Linked DNA regions of Homo sapiens: region 2 is linked to region 1. A link is an interaction called in ENCODE POLR2A ChIA-PET data of the cell type or tissue named here. Cell type or tissue: PC-9. All regions are shown on one strand.

The links. ChIA-PET counts read pairs that join two places held together with the same protein. Peaks named below come from ENCODE experiments on the same cell type or tissue, not always from the same donor. Only the 100,000 strongest peaks of a DNase experiment are listed, where the experiment ranks them.
Region 2: POLR2A ChIA-PET joins it to region 1 with 10 read pairs; 2 of 35 experiments call an interaction of 5 or more read pairs at or near these places.

Annotation. Positions count from the first base shown.
Region 1 is chr14:55,115,921-55,123,920 of GRCh38, reverse strand. LOC124903319 reads right to left here and starts at 1,071. Exons shown (of 3, transcript XM_047432036.1): 1 at 722-1,071. The coding sequence starts at 866. In PC-9, no CTCF peak of the experiment used is centred here; DNase peaks (open chromatin) are centred at 660, 1,140, 1,620 and 3,120; H3K4me3 peaks cover 677 bases; H3K27ac peaks cover 3,793 bases.
Region 2 is chr14:54,679,700-54,687,699 of GRCh38, reverse strand. All of the region lies in intron 2 of SAMD4A (sterile alpha motif domain containing 4A), which reads right to left. SAMD4A-AS1 (SAMD4A antisense RNA 1) reads left to right here. Exons shown (of 3, transcript NR_187163.1): 1 at 1-400; 2 at 1,825-1,963; 3 at 2,699-4,006. Among named protein-coding and RNA genes, the nearest start is that of SAMD4A-AS1, 4.2 kb to the left of the region's middle. In PC-9, no CTCF peak of the experiment used is centred here; a DNase peak (open chromatin) is centred at 3,419; H3K27ac peaks cover 1,092 bases.

The DNA.
Region 1 (8,000 bases):
CTGCAGTATTTAAATTCCTGAGGCCTGGTCTCACATCTGCATTTGGATTTTGTGTATTGCTCTTGCCCCCACACCCTTCCTCTTTTTTTCCTCAGATTCTGAATCCAAGGAATCCAACCCCAACTTCCCCCAACACTTTTTTTTTTTTTTTTTTGGAGACAGGGTCTCACTCTGTTGCCCAGGCTGGAGTGCAGTGGCGTGATCATGGCTCACTTCAGCCTTGACTTCCTGGGCTCAAGTGAATCTCCCATCTCTGCCTCCCACGTAGCTGGAACTACAAGCGCGTGCCACCATGCCGGGTTAATTTTTGTATTTTTTGTAGAGATGAGGTTTCGCCATGTTTTCCAGGCTGGTCTTGAACTCCTGGGCTCAAGCAATCCATCCACCTCAGCCTCCCAAAGTGCTGAGACTGCAGGCGTGAGCCACCGCGTCCGGCCCACCTCCCCTTTTCGCATCCTTTTTCTGCTCAGGCTTGCTGACGCTTGTCTCTGTCACTTGCCACCAAGGGGCCCTCATACAGAATATAGACCCAAATGGGGCCTCACTGGAGGCCACCTGACTGTGGAGGGCTGGGTCCTGTGTGTGTGCTGGTGGAGACGTGAGCCAGAGAGAGCTGGCTTTCAGTGTTGTCACCATGGTTACTGCTATTTGACTCATGTTGTAGGATTTCCCCACTGAATCCCACACTGCCCACCCACTGATTCCCACACTGCTGGCTTACAACTCAGGGGGAAGTCTTTCCTGGGAAGCTGGGGTTGGGCTGCACCTTCCCTGCGAGGCAGCTCATCCTGGCCCACTGTCAGCTCAGATTTGCCCGGATCCACCATGTTCTGGCCTCCACCTGTGGCATTCTCCAGGACTGTCATCCTGCCTCCTACCTGTCCCTCTGCAGATTCTGTCCTCTTTTCTCTACACCAAAGTCATACTCTTTTTCTCCCCAAGAACAATAGACTTGCTTATATGGATTTCCCCCAGCCTTTTACTAAAACTGGAATAGTCAAAATCCTCTCTGGGCGCTGCCAGCCTGTTATGTTACAGAGAGCAGAGGGAGGAGGCCAGGGCCGCTATTGATAAGCGTCGCCTGCAATGAAGTGGGAGTGTTCACAGTGCAAACTGACCCATGAGGCTTGCCAGGGCTGTGGCAGGGTGGGGTGGAACAGGACTGACAGGCTCCTGTTTCTTCCAGATCTGCACATTGGCAACGTGCCATGAATATTTTCAATATGTCTGCTAGCCAGCAACCATAAATATCTCTGTGGAATGAGCTGGGGAGATCTAGTTTGTGCAGAAAATCAGGGAACGTGGAGGAGGATTTGCCCCTCTCTGCACTTTTGAAGGGCGTGCCATGTGCTTCTGCCAAGGGCAGAACCAAGGTTGCAAACTTCACAGAGAAGCTAAGAGACGTGTAGTTAGGTCTGGCTGTTTACTATAAACTGTGGAAGTCTATTGACTACAAATGCACAATCTAAATCATAGCAAGAGCATGAGGCAGGTAGTTTTCAGAAAAGAGCTAATTCTTTCTCATCCAGGTTGCAAGTCAGAGCTCTCCAAATGCCTCGTTATCATTAGCAGCAATCATGAAATCCTCAGCACTACTGGCCCCTGGTCCTTTGAGAGTAAAGGTCAGAGGTCTTACAATTGAGTAAGAAGTTTCTGTTTGTTCTATACCTAGCATAGAATTACAGATGGGGGAGGAACTAGGCCATATAGGCCATAAAAAGTGCAATTTATGTTTATAGAGATGAGAATGAGCACGATTACATTTAAGTTAACAAAAGCCCTTTCTAGGGGCAAAGGAAAAGTCAGAGCTGGGTAACTGATTCCTGGAGATGTACTGGTATTCAAGAAAGAATTTACCTGCTATGGAGATAGTATTCCAGGAGGTAAACTTTTGTTTATTATCTCCCTTGGAGATAAACAAGTTTCCACTATAACCATTATTAGCACCCAGTGCTCGTTCTGTCTCTGCTGCCAATTCATTCATTCATTCAGTTATTTAACATGTCATCATTCACACATTATCATATCTACTGTCCTCCAGACTTCTGCTCTGGTAGAAGTAGAGGACACAGGCTGGGCACGGTGGCTCATGCCTGTAATGCCAGCATTTTGGGAGGCCGAGGCGGGCGGATCACAAGGTCAGGAATTCGAGGCCAGCCTGGCCAACATGGTGAAACCCTGTCTCTACTAAAAATACAAAAAAAAAAAAAAAAATAGCCAGGCGTGGTAACAAGTGCCTGTAGTCCCAGCTACTAGGGAGGCTGAGGCAGGAGAATCCCTTGAACCTGGGAGACAGAGTTTGCAGTGAGCCAAGATCACGCCACTGCAGCCTGGCAACAGATCGAGAGTCCGTCTCAAAAAAAAAAAAAAAAAAGAAGTAGAGGACACAAAAGTAGGAAAGACATGTTCCCTGCCCCCAAGGATCCCCCAACTGTTGGATCAGACACACACATGAACAACTAACCCCAGTACAATGCAATAACTGCTGGAGTAGAGGAATATTACCCGTGCTATGGAAGGACAACGCGAGGAACACTTCATTCTTCCTGAGAGTTGGGAAAGGTGGGGCAGGCCCGTGGAAACAGCCTGATCAAAGCCAATGAGGATTAGGGTGCGGGTGTGGTAGCAATAAGACTGAACATTGACATTCGGTTTATCATATGCCTGCAGATATTCTGGGCATTTTCTATACTTTAACTCATTTAATGCTCACAACAAACCTATAAGGTAGATCTTCTCATTTTGCTGCTGAGAAAACAGAGTCACAGAGAGTCAAATAACTTAATCAGGGTCACACAACTGGTAAGTGTCAGATTTGGGGTTTGAAACCAGGCAGGAAGGCCTCGAGTCCATGCTGTGAACCACAATGCCCTACTACCTGATCCGGGAGCACATGGGACGTTTGGAGGAAGGGAGGGGTGCTGTAGTCACATTCGCAATGGCCTTTAATGCCATGTGCTTTAACCCAGTAGGAGAAATTTGCCCTAGAGGGATAATGCAAGGGCTGGGTGGGGAAGGGGAAGAGAGACAGAAAGGAGAAGACCAAGAGAGGTTATTGCAACACTCTTAAGAGAGAACCCAGGGCAGTGGCGATGGGACCCGGAGGAGCTTATCTCCATTTGCTTACTGGTGAAGTTTGCAGCCAGATGGCAAATGCCTGGCATGCCTTCCACCACCCAAGGCAGAGGTGATAACAAATCACGCTACTTTTTCTTGCTGAGGTCAGATGCTGCCTCAGAATCTTTCTCAACACAGTGCTCCAGGCAGCCACTTGCCAATCAGTCACAGCTGGTACATTAGATGAAACCTATTTGTCATCTCTCATTGTGACAGACATTTTCAGGTGAACACAATGGCAGACAGAATGTCCCAATAAGGTGAAAAAAAAAATGTAGTCACAGATAACTTGGAAGTTTCTGCTATGGGTCCCTGAATGGAAAGCCATGCTGTGGATGGTGACGGAGAACAGAGAAAGACTGGGTTGGGAGGGAAAACCATGAGGTTTGTTTTGCACATCTTCAGATTTGAAGTCCAACAGGGCATTCAAGAATAATGGCTGACATGAAAACATGGGTCTGAGCTCAGGAGAAACTCAAATTGGAGGTGTAGGGGAGAGTGCCATTGAAGGCTTGAAACTCAGTGCCATCTCCCAGAATGGACAGAAGACAGAACAGGGCCAAGACTGGAACCTGGGGAACACCAGTCCCTATGTGGTGTAAGGAGAAAGAAGAGAGGCTTGTCTGATGGGGGAAGAACTTTTCCAGGTGGAGGCAGTCAGGGCGTTAGACACAGTGGAGAGATCAGGAGCCACAGTGAAGGCTGCGGTGAGGATTCAGTAATGGCGAGGCCTTTGTGGCCAGTCCTGAGACAGAATTTCCAGTAGGTTGGAGAAAGCCAGTGGGTACCAACTTACATGGTTTGTTGGCTAAAAAGAAGGTGAGGAAGGTAAGACTATTTGGAGGCAGGGTTAAAAGGGGAAACCAGAGCATGTTGCTGATTGGGAGGAAGGATCAGGTGAACAGGTTAAGGCTGCAGTTGCAGAGGGACAAGAAGGTTAGGAAGGAATGAGTTAAGAACAAGCAGGATTTCTCCTTGGAAAGAATAGGATTTGTCAGAGTGTCATTTCATATTTATTGGTATGATTCTTACCACTTAATAATAGGGCTCTGTCCTTTTTTGGTCACTCTTTTATCCCCAGTGCCTAGCAAAATACCAGGCACTAAATGAATACATGCCAAATAAAGTGAATAAATGCCAGAACATCTCTTTTTCCTAGATATGAAGGAGTCACCAGCGTCGATGTTCTATTTATTTAGAGACAGGGTCTTTCTCGGTGGCCCAGGCTGGAGTGCGGTGGTGTAATCATAGCTCACTGCAGCCTCAAACTCCTGTGCACCACTTTGCCCAGTCTGCCAATGTCCTTGATGGCAGGAGATGGAGAAAATCACCTTTAGTTGGTGAGAAAGAGGGTGGTGGGAACAGGAGTGAAGGAACTGCTATAGTCATGATCAAATTCCCCAGAATTCATATAAAAGCTACACCAGAATTTTCATTCTTAAAGGCAAAGTAAGGAAGGGAAGGCCATGGTCATTATTTCCTTTAGAAAGACACACTAGAAGTCATGTGACAGGATTTCTGAAGCTCAGTAATTAATAATAGACAGGTACTTCCATTATAATTTTCTCTTCTTTCAAGAGCTAATACCCAAGATAAACACAAAGTAACTAGCCATAATTTCTAGCATTTCTCCTGGGCGGGGTGGAAGCTTCCTAAGATAAATATGTTAAGAGATGTGCTACTTTTTCAAATGCAAGTGTGAACTGGTCTGAAGAAAAAAATGTTCCTTCCACTTGTGTCTTTTTTCCCCTTGAGACTTAAAATTTTTTTAATGTTTTTTCCTTTGCTACAAGCCTGTAAGGAAACAAAATAACATAGCTGTGTGCCAGGAAACACGATAGTGACAGCTACGTCATCACATTCATGCATCTTTGTAATTAAGATGAAATTGATGTGAAAAAAAAGTATTTTTATTCCTTTAGCAATATTAGAGACTCTGTTATTTTGCCTGCTCCTTCTTATCGGCTTTTTGGGATGGGTAGGCATTTTTACACATGAAGAATTTCTGGGTTACCAAGTTCTTTAGAGAGCTCCCTCTAACTGCATCACTCCCTGTTCCTCAGCGTCCCTTCACATTTTCAGCTGTCAGTGAACCCTGGGGCAGGAATCAATCCACCACCAAGGACACAGAACAGGCCACAGGGCTCAGATCTTCTACTACCAGAAGAAATGGAAGCCCTTTTCTTCTTAAGTGTTGTCAGGGAAGTGCTAACTCCTTAACTCTCTCAAAACAAATTTGAAATTCTTAGAGAAAAGGTCTTAGTAAGGAAATCCAGCAAGGTTTTGCCTCAGACTTCGGTTGGCCTTGTGGGAGGCCCCAGTTTGGGTCCCCCCGAAACACCAAGCTGTAGAAGAAGCAGATTCCAAAGAAATGAGTCCCTCATATCCATTGTTTCCTAAAACCAAAATCTGGTAAATCTATTCGTATTGTGGGTTAGGTCTCTTTGTTGTTTTAAAAAAAGGGCGCTGGCAGTTCCTCATATTATCACAATGGAAATCAGATCATGTGCTTCTGTGTTTGGACATCACGGCACCTCCTATTCCTGACTCTGTGGCTTTAGAGGAGTTTATCATGTGGCCAAGCAAAAGAGGTTCCCTGGGGAATCCCTTCTTTCCCTATTGCTACAGATGAGCATGTCCAAGCATATACATAGAGGGTGTTCCCCACAGTTCTAATGCATGTGGGGAAACCATAGATATAACTTAAGCCAAATAGCATGGTTTACTGTCGGCTGGGCAGGAAAGGCTTTCCCAACCTAGAAGAGTTGCCTCAGACCACAACAGAGTCCTGCATCTGAGTGTGAGCCTCTCAGGGCAGATCAAAGCTCCAGGCTCAATTTGAAGTCAAAGGGAGTCTCCTCCGTGGTTGCGCAGGAGGTGGATAGTCTGGCATTAGTCTAAGACACACGTAATAAACCACAGTTCAGCCCTCTGAGCATCATGACATGGCAAGGGAGCTGATGGGGGATGGGGACAAGGGACCAGCCATGGGTGGGGATAGATCCAGTCACCATATCCATAAAGGGCCTCAAATATGGGCTTTTGAGCTATCTGAAAGTGAGGTTATGAACTCAGACGCAGAGGTATACCTACAGGAGGGAAAGGCAATATTCATTATACAATTTTAATTTTAAAAATAAACATTAAAATAAACCACAATTTAAAAATGTTGTTTAGCCCTTTGTACTTTAAAAAAAAAGTTTTTTGAGATGGAATCTTGCTCTGTTGCCCAGGCTGAAGTACAGTGGCGTGATCTTGGCTCATTGCAACCTCTGCCTCCCAGGTTCAAGTGATTCTCCTGCCTCAGCCTCCCAAGTAGCTGGGATTACAGGCATGTGCCACCATGCCCGGCTATTTTTTTTAATTTTTATTTTTAGTAGAGATGGGGTTTCACCATGTTGGCCAGGCTGGTCTTGAACTCCTGACCTCAAGTGATCCACCCACCCCAGCCTCCCAAAGTGCTGGCAGTACAGGCATGAGCTACCGTGCCCGGCCCATTTGTACTTTTTTTTTTTTTTTTTTTAGTATACCTTGTGCCTCAAAAGTGGAATGGGCCAGCCTTCCCTCTGCTTCTGGGTTAGCAAAGGAGCTTTTAGTGAGTGTTAATGAATAAGCAGGACTTATGGATTCTGAATAACCGATGCTCATGGAGAGATTACCAAGGGAAAGTGTTTTACACCCTTTTCCTGGCAGTCAAATGTTCCCTGTTCACCCCAAGAGTATGCTGCTCCAAACAGACCCCAGCCAGCTTCCCCCACCTGTTTCAGGGCTGCCGAAATGACAGTGGGAGCCACACAGATGCAGCAGCTCCAGCCCAGGACTCAGCTTTCTCCTGACACTGCTCCTTGAATGGACGCACTCAGCAACTGAGCCCCTTGACACGTTGGTGGGAGGGACTGGAACGTTTATGGCATATCTGGAGTGCATGAAAAGAAAAATAACAGTGCTGGTTTTGTAACCATGGGACCGGATCAAACCAATTAACCATTGCCTAAGTTGTTACAGCAACAGCTGAACAGCTGTTAGGGTGTTCAGCCTCACCTTCGACCATGTCACACAGTCAAAATTGCCCTGGTACGTGCCATGGGAAGAGTTTAGCCTCCTCATTGTTAGCACCACCTGCATAGCAGACTGGCTGCCATGGGGGACTGGGACTAGTTAGAAATGCCACAAAAGTTTGACCCAACCACCCAGATCCCGGCGACAGAGTTGAATGTTGCCTCCTGTGTCCTTGCCAGTCAACTGGTGATAAGGTTTTTTCTTATCTCAAAAGCCATTGCCACAGTATTGGCTTCTACAACCCTTGCTTGGTAACAGTTTCTTCTGCACCAGAAGGAAGCAAGTCTCATGACTCTTCATAGGTAATGTTTCACCACAGTACTGAGTTCTCACTGCTCCTCAAGGGCTCTGGGATGAAAGACAACAGCACAGTAATGCTGCTGGCTTGCCAGTTCACACTGGCACCAGTTGTTGAAGCTGCGTATCAAGGCTTTCATCTAGAAATGCATTTAGGTTAATGAAATCAGAATATTAACATAACCGGCCACAGAGCTCTAGTATTTAGAAGACAGTTCAGGCCCAGGACACAAAAAAAGTCACCCATGAAGACAGAGAAGCAAACAGTGTTATCCATGGGATGATAACGACGATAATCCCTTTGCAATTCTACCCAACAAAAACCTGTCAAGGCCTGCTCTGTGCAAGCACTGTGCTAGGTCCCAGGAGGAGAGAGAATTTGCATCTGTGCCTTAGAGACCTTGGTGGTAGTTTGGTATCATTCAGAGTTTAGGTTTTGGTGCCAGATGGATGACAAGCAATGGGTTCCATAGAGTACTTTCTTCTTCTTCTTCTTTTTTTTTTTTTTTTTAGTATACTTTAAGTCC
Region 2 (8,000 bases), 440 kb after region 1:
TAATGCCCTGGTGCCACCGTGAACAGTGCTGAAGCTTCCTGACCCCTTGTCCAGGGGACCTGGCTGCCTTTTATAGAAAGTTTCCACACACCTTCTATTCCTAACCTCGATCACAAGCATCGCCGGCCCAGATGCTCTGTGTCACCGGCTTAGTAACATACCCCATTTAGGAGCATGAGCACAACTTGTTTGCAGTGGGAATGAATTAACTGAATTCTAGATATTGTTTTTTGGCTGCCTTTTTTTGTTTGTTTTTATTTCAAACACAGCTAACTAATCAGGGCTGTGGACACCAAGAATGCCAACTTTGATTCTTCAAGGAAAATCAGCAGCTGACCACACACCACCCTTCCTGGTCCTCCCCGAGATGCCAAGAACATCCAAAGTCTGCAGTTTTGAGGTAAGAAGAAATACTTGGTTCATAACTGCCCATGGAGGGGCAGGATCCATCTTTTCTCTTTCTTATTTTGCAAGATGACATTAAGAGGAACAGTGCTGAGAAAATGGAAGATAATCTAAAAAACAAAGGTCATCACTTCTTTATATAATGTTAGAAGTTTTCTGTATGTCTTGACCTTGAGGTCTAAAATGGGTAGAGCCTTTGGAGGAGAAGAGATCAAGCCCCTTGGAGTCAGTCAGGGGAAGGGCAGATGTATAACCCCTATCACAGGGTCAGCTCCATGAATCACTGCACAGATCCCACTGCCAAAATCAAGCCCCGGAAAGCACAAAGATTGGAAGAACTGGCTTATTTATCAAACAACTGATGGGCCAGGGCAGGGAGCAACTCCCAGCCAATAAGGTGACTTGGTTTCTCAAAATGACATAAGTACATTTCAACTGTGTAGTAAATAAAACAAAATTTCATTATAAAAGGGCCCCAACTGTCCCCCATGTGATCTGCCTCTGCTGCCTCCTCATGTGACTGGCCTCCCAATTTAGCGCGTAACCAACTCCCAATGACCTGTAATAACACTATTCCCAAATTAGAGCTCTCAATTTGACTTGGCTTCGGTCCCTCCCTCAAAGCAAAATAAAGCATCCGTTTTCTTTTTTTCACATTCATAATACTCTCCTTTTGAGTTGCCAACTCAAACCCTGTTTCAGTCAGATTGAGCCCTTCCTCTATTTTTTTTTTTTCTGGTTAGCCAAAGAGCCCGATGGAAAAACACCAAGAGACAAAAACAAAAACAAAATCAGACAAAAATTCCAAGTAAGTGACATTCAGCTGGAAAAGCTATGATTCACATGCAAATAAAAATCTCCCTGAATTCACTGTTATATGACGCAAGCCCCTGGCTGCGACATAAAAAGGGCAGAATGAAATCACCCACAATTAAACTTGCTCTGGAATACTGGAATTCTCTGGCTAGGCCTTCCCGACTAATGATAAGAAAACCCCCAACTGTAGCAGAATGAAGCTAATTGTGTTGGGAGCCAGGGCATCCCCACCTCAGCTGATATTCACTCCTGAAACTTCCCAACCCAGCACTCCCCATCCTCACCCACTCCCTCACCCACATTCAGAATAACCTGCATGGAGACAGGGCTCAGGTCCTCTAAAGGCATCCCTTCTTTCTAGGCAGACATGAGGGATTTGTGCTGAGAAAGCTGGACTCACCACCCTATCCCCCAGGAAGCTAGAGTACAAGAAAGCTTTCGCTGGAGCTTAGAAAGATCTCCCTGAGACTACATAGGACCTTTGTATGAGCTTCACAGGAGCATCACTTTCTGTTGTCAAGTCCAGGCCAGAGATAGTTTAGCAAGTAACCTCTCCTGACTGGTAGATAATTTAACATCCCAATTCCCTCTTTTCTTCCTCAGGAAACTGAAGCTGATCTGACACCACTTCCTTTTTCTCCAGATGTTACCCTTCGGATGCATACCTCAATCTGCCTGAAAATCATGGAATTCTGGAGATGGAAGGGACCTCAGAGATTTTCTGGTTCTCTCTGTTCTGGTTGTAAGTGTTCTTACCACACACCACTCCCAACCATGGGGAGCCTTTCCACCACTGAAGAGAGCTGGGGTTACTAAAGCCACAATCAGCTTCTCTGCAACTTCTAACCATTTGGCTAAGATCAGTTTTTCTGAAACCACAAAGAAAAAAAATCTACGAACAAGTACTAGCGTACCAATGTTCACAGTAGCATTATTCACAAGTCATAAGGTGGAAGCAACCCAAATGTCCATCAACAGATGAATAGGTAAACAACATGCGGAATATACATCCAATGGAATCCTCTTCAGCCTCAACAAGGAAGGAAATTCCAGTGCATGCTATAACATAGATGGACCTCAAGGACACTGTGCTAAGTTAATTAAGCTAGACACAAAAGGACAAATGCTGTATGACTCCACTTGTATGAGGTCTCTTGAGTAGTCAGAAAGCAGAATGGTGGCTGCCAGGAGCTGGGGGGGGGGGCAGGAAGAATGGGGAGTTATTGTTTAATGGGAACAGAGTTTCTGTTTGGGATGATGATAAAGTTCTAGAAATTGATAGCTGTGATGGTCACACAACATTGTGAATATAATTAATGCCACAGGACTGTATATTTAAAAATGATTAAAATGGCAGATTTTATGTTATGATAAAAAAATACAAAAAGATAAATCTACTCTCCCTTCAGGGGAAGACAGCCATTCACCTAAATCTTTTTCAGGCTAACAGTCTCCAGTTTTTTCTAACAATCTTTAGGTGGTATGATTTCCAGGCCCCTGCAGCTTCCTGGCCACCCTCCTCTGGCTACACTTAATGCCTCTTTGAAAACCTGGTACCCAGAACTGAATGGTGGACTGCGCTCAGCTTCTCCTTCCAGGTCCCGCCCTGAGGCACCCGGCTTAACCCCCAAGTCAAACGCTGCACAGAGCAGGCCTGCTGCCTGCCCACTCTGGCTACCAGGCCAAAGGCCCAGGTCTGGAAGAATAAAAAGATGCCACCACCCTACTACCTTGCTGCTGCTCCATCCCCAGACAGCTGTGGGCAGCTGCAGCTGAGAAGTGAAACTAACAACAGCATCTGGGGGAGGGGGCGGCACCCAGCTGAGCCCTTTCCATAGGTTTCCCGTTTCTGGTTGGGGGGGGGGGCGGGGGTGTCTGGCCAATGGAAACAGGGCAGGCCCTCAGGGATGCCTCTTATCAGCAACCCACTGGAAGTCTGTAACCCCCTTCATGGTACGGTGTGCAGGGCAGGGATGGGAGGCACAGCTAGATGTGTGCAGCCCCAGCCTAAGCCAGGCCTGTTGGGCACCACAATGGGCTCACCCGCCTCGGTCCATCTGGAAAAGGTTTGAAAGCTTGAGGCAGGAAAGTTCCCTTTTGCATTTTAAAGTGTGTTGAAACTGAGTAGCCTGGGTGTTGGTCTCATTCCACAAGTGAGTAATCCATTTCCTGAAAGTAAGCTGCTCCCCCTTTGGAAGTGGCCCAGCGATTTGGGGGTGCTGTTAGAGGTGTCACTAACTCGGTAAATATTTATTGGCACAAGCAAGGAGCTTTTCTAGGAATATCAGTTAATTTGCTAAACTAATGGCTTTAAGGTAGCACCCTTGAAAAAAATTAATTCCTTTCTGATGGGTGAGCAATTTATGCCTGGGACAGGGCACCAGACAGGCAGTGTGTTTCACTTACTAGTTAGAATAACCACAAATAAATTAAAACCAGGCCTGACTTTAAAATCTCTACCTTCTTCCTTTTCTTGACTCCTGATTTTCTATTAATATCTGAGCCAGTAATGGATTGACTTTGGAAAACTCTTTTCTATGGCAATATTTTGCTGGGAGTTTGAAATGATGGGGTTTGAAAACTCCCTTTCCTGTGAGTCTTTTGGCTTCTGGGATCCCATACGGATGATCTCATATATCTACCCCTCACTAAGACTGTGCCCACCTGGATCTATCTGGAGACGTGCCTCCTGTTCTTCTGTGTAGAGCAATTTAGACTTTCATCACCTGGCTTGAAAAAGCCTTTTGCCTTGAAGAATAAAAACTTGGTTTCTTTATGGCTCAAATGATCACCTTAAAATCCTTTTAAAAAGACTCCTGTGCCACCTTCTCCTCCTCCTTCATGAGACAGGCGGTCCTCAGGAAGGAATCTACATTTTCTGATCCAAACTATGGAGACAGAGGAGTATACTCAGAGCTCTGCCAGGAAGGGGATGAGTTTGTGTGGTACAGGTTGTGATGCAGGAATACATCAAGCTCAGGAGTGATTCTCCATGAAGTATCGTGGATGGTTATAGATCTGATAGAAAAAAAGTCATTCTGGATTCCTGATCTCATGACCAGCATTTTTCCTCAATCTTTCTTGGAACTATCCCTTTTAGTCATGATCTTAGAAATCCTATGTGACTGCCTTGGGCTCCAGACATCACTGCCATCCACTTGGGTCTTCTGGGAGACTCTCACTAACCTGGCATGGTCCTGTGCCTCAGACTCTATCCTGCCTCACAAAGGCTCGCACCTGTATTTTCAGCCATCCCTATAAGGATCGTCCTGAGATCCAATGCCACTCCCTATTTCATCCCCTTCAGGGGTACCTGGAAAGGAGATGACTGAGAGATGGTGGCCCTCCTTTGGTATCTTGCAGACGTGTATATAATGGAGTCCAAGCCCATGAAGCCCAGAGTGTCAGTACACACTCTGTCCCTCAAGACCCAGGCAGGGTACCCTTGGGGCACTCAGCTTCCCAGGGAGGGCCCCCTCCAGCAGCACATGACGGAAGCACTGCACGGCAGCCAGCAATGGGAGAGGACAATATGCTGGCTGCAGGGAACACAGGGTTGGTTATTCAGGTACCAGCAATACCAAAACCCATGTTTATCCTTGTTCATTCATTTCCTTTCTTTCAGCAGGCCTATTACATACAGCATTGCATAAGTCACTGAATGTCTGAAAAACAGGGCTGGCCTATGTTGATAGTGTAGGAATTTGGCCTCTATTTCCTTTTACGCTTTAATTTGGTACATGTTCATCTTCCACTGCATTATCTTTTTACTGTTTTGAGGACACAGCCATAGTCAGAGTGCAGATCCAGAGCGAACACCTTGGAGACTTGATTATGTGCTCAGAAACTCCCCTCTTGAATACTTTTTGGAACAAGCTGAGGTATGCATAAGTAAATGCTTCAAATACAGTATGGACAAGGATTAGCAACCATTATTATCAACAGGGTTATCAGGAACTGGGAAATGTCAGATTCACAAAATGAGCCTTCAATGGGATGTGTGCAAAGAGGGGCACTGGTTGAGAGTTTGGGACCCAGATGGGGTGGTGTGTTTGTCACGTGGCTACCATTGGTACCAGTGTTCAACAGCCACAGGGAAACCTGCTTATTATTCTGTGGCTGCCTCCTACACAGGCATGGCTCAGGGAAGATAGAAAGGCCTCAGAGGAGTGAAAATGGAATCAAACAGAAGAGACAGGAGGCCGACATGGAACTGAGCAAGTTCTGGCTACTTCTGTTGCTTTTTGAGTCAGGGGAATGTGACGTATGGACTCTTCCCCTATAAACTCATACCTCAAGATTCTTCTGTGCACACAGCAGACTCCCCACAATCCCAAACATTAAAGGCCACAACCCCAAACATTGTGGGATAAGAACAGGGATCCGGAGATTCCTGAGTCACACACTAATGAAATACCTACCTCAGGCACATGTTCATAATATTCATCCTTAACACTCTGTAAGGCCAGTCCTAGACCCAGGTACTGCATGTTATGACAGCATAATTATTTTGTGGTCTGTCTTCAATGGCTCTGCATTTCCTCCTAAAGTGGGATATTGCGGCAGTCATAAATCTTTCCATCCTCCAGAGCAGTGGTCTGTCACAGCTTACTTAAACCGCTTATCTTTTGGGAGAGTTCCAATTCTTACTTTGTTTGAACTTAAGCCCTGCTAAACTCATCTCCCTGCATATTTTTCATTTGGGGCTCCATCAAAAAACTAATTAAAATAAAAAAGTTTTCTAAAAGGCAGGGCGTGGTGGCTCACACCTGTAATCCCAGTACTTTAGGAGGCCAAAGTGGGAGGATCACTTAAACCCAGGAGTTTGAGACCAGCCTGGGTAACATAGGGAGATACCATCTCTATAGAAGATTTTTAAAAATTAGCTGGGCATAGTAGTGCATGCCTGTAGTCCCAGTTACTCAGGAGGCCAAGGTGGTAGAATTGCTTGAGTCAGGGAGTTCAAGGCTGCTATGAGCCATGATCATGCCACTATACTCCAGCCTGGGTAACAGAGCGAGTCCGCATCTCCAAAAAGAAAAATAAATAAAGTAAAATAATCAGTGTCTCATGAGCATAATGATCAATACACACACACACAATCACATTTACCTATTTAATCTCTGCTTTCATGTCTGATTAGTATCTATCATCTGTGGAGTACTTTTTTCAAAAGTGGGCAAGATCTCTTTCTAAACATTATCACATCTCAAATGCAAGACAAGTGGGACTGTGGTGAGGAAACTGAGGCTCATCGTGGTGAAGTGACACACGGTTGGGGGGTTGGGGGGCTGGGGGGCTGGAGGGGGGGTCTTTCTGCAGCCTTACTCCTGGTTCCCAGCCCAACAGCTGGTCCCCCATCGGTTCACTGCTGAGGTTAAGCTGATGCTTGCTGGAAGAAAGGTCTGCACAGCGAAGCCTTACAGTTTCACTTACGTTCTTGGTTCTCTTACAAAGGAATCTAAACCTTGACGGACATTAGAAATTTAATAATAGTTTAAGAACAAATCCCAGCATGTCTCCAAAGCAATACAGAATCAAATTCTGAAAGCAAATAAGATCCTGCTTTATTCTTCTCTCTCTGGCTCCGCTGGCAGGGTGGGAGTGAATCGGGTGTGTCGAGTGAGGGGAGAAGAGACTCCAGAACATACCATTATGATTATCTAACAATAACAACACTCTTACTGGCAGTGTCCTCTGAAAAGATTAACATGAGGTTTCTTTTACTCTACATGGCAACAAGCTTCTGAAGAAAATACAGTAAAAATATAAACCGCTTAACTACCAGTGATGCTGGTTTCTTTAAGCTTTCTTAAAACCTTAACATTATAAACTGAGGAATGTGCTGAAATATGCTGGAAGTTTCTTGATCTTGTTTCAACTAATAGTCACTTTTCAATTTCTCAGAAAAGGATATTTAACAAATACGGCCAAACTTAAGTAACTTCAATTTCATTAATTTTCTCTTAAAACAAACCTATCAAAAAGTAATGACACAGGAAAAGAATAGCCCCAATACCCATATTGCAACCCTAAACATCATCTACTCACAGTCCAGAAACATACTCAATCTGTCTTTCAGTAACAGACCTGAAAATTACACCACATTGGTAAGAAGCAACTCCACTGCAGATGTGTTAAAAAATGAGTGGCAATTCAGGCCCAATTCACCATGGGTTGTTTTAATAATTTTTATTTTCTGAGCAGTGACTTTTTTCAAATAGAAAATCTGGCAATTGTATTAAAACCAATACTGTTAATTTTCACTTATATAGTTCTTAGTCTACAACTACATGAAGCCTAAGAAAAGATTTCTGTATAAAGAAAAATGTAGTGACCTCAGGCAAGCCTGTGAGATTTTTCCAACAGACACAACAAGGGAATAAATGGTGGGGGGAATTGGGCATGAGCCACCCATGATCTGAAGATAAGGGAGTGTGGCCCCGGTAGGACTGTGAGCACACATGCTCCATCTTTTCTTGATGCACACACCTGTCCACGATCATTTGGCTTCCAAATCCTCGAGGTCACTATCCCATCATGTCCTATCTTAGGCCCAGACAGAATCCTCTTGTCAAATCTTGAAGACTTTCAAACAGAAGTATTACTGTATACACATTCTGAAATGGATTTGATGAGCAGAGGGAAGAGTTACTGTGCAGAGACCAGGAATGCAAAAGGGGTCAGTTCAGAGTTGTCTCCCAATTGCAGACAGGACCTCAGGGACACAGCACTTGGTTCTAGCTCTGGGAATGTAATCTCTTGTGCCTCAGTTTCCT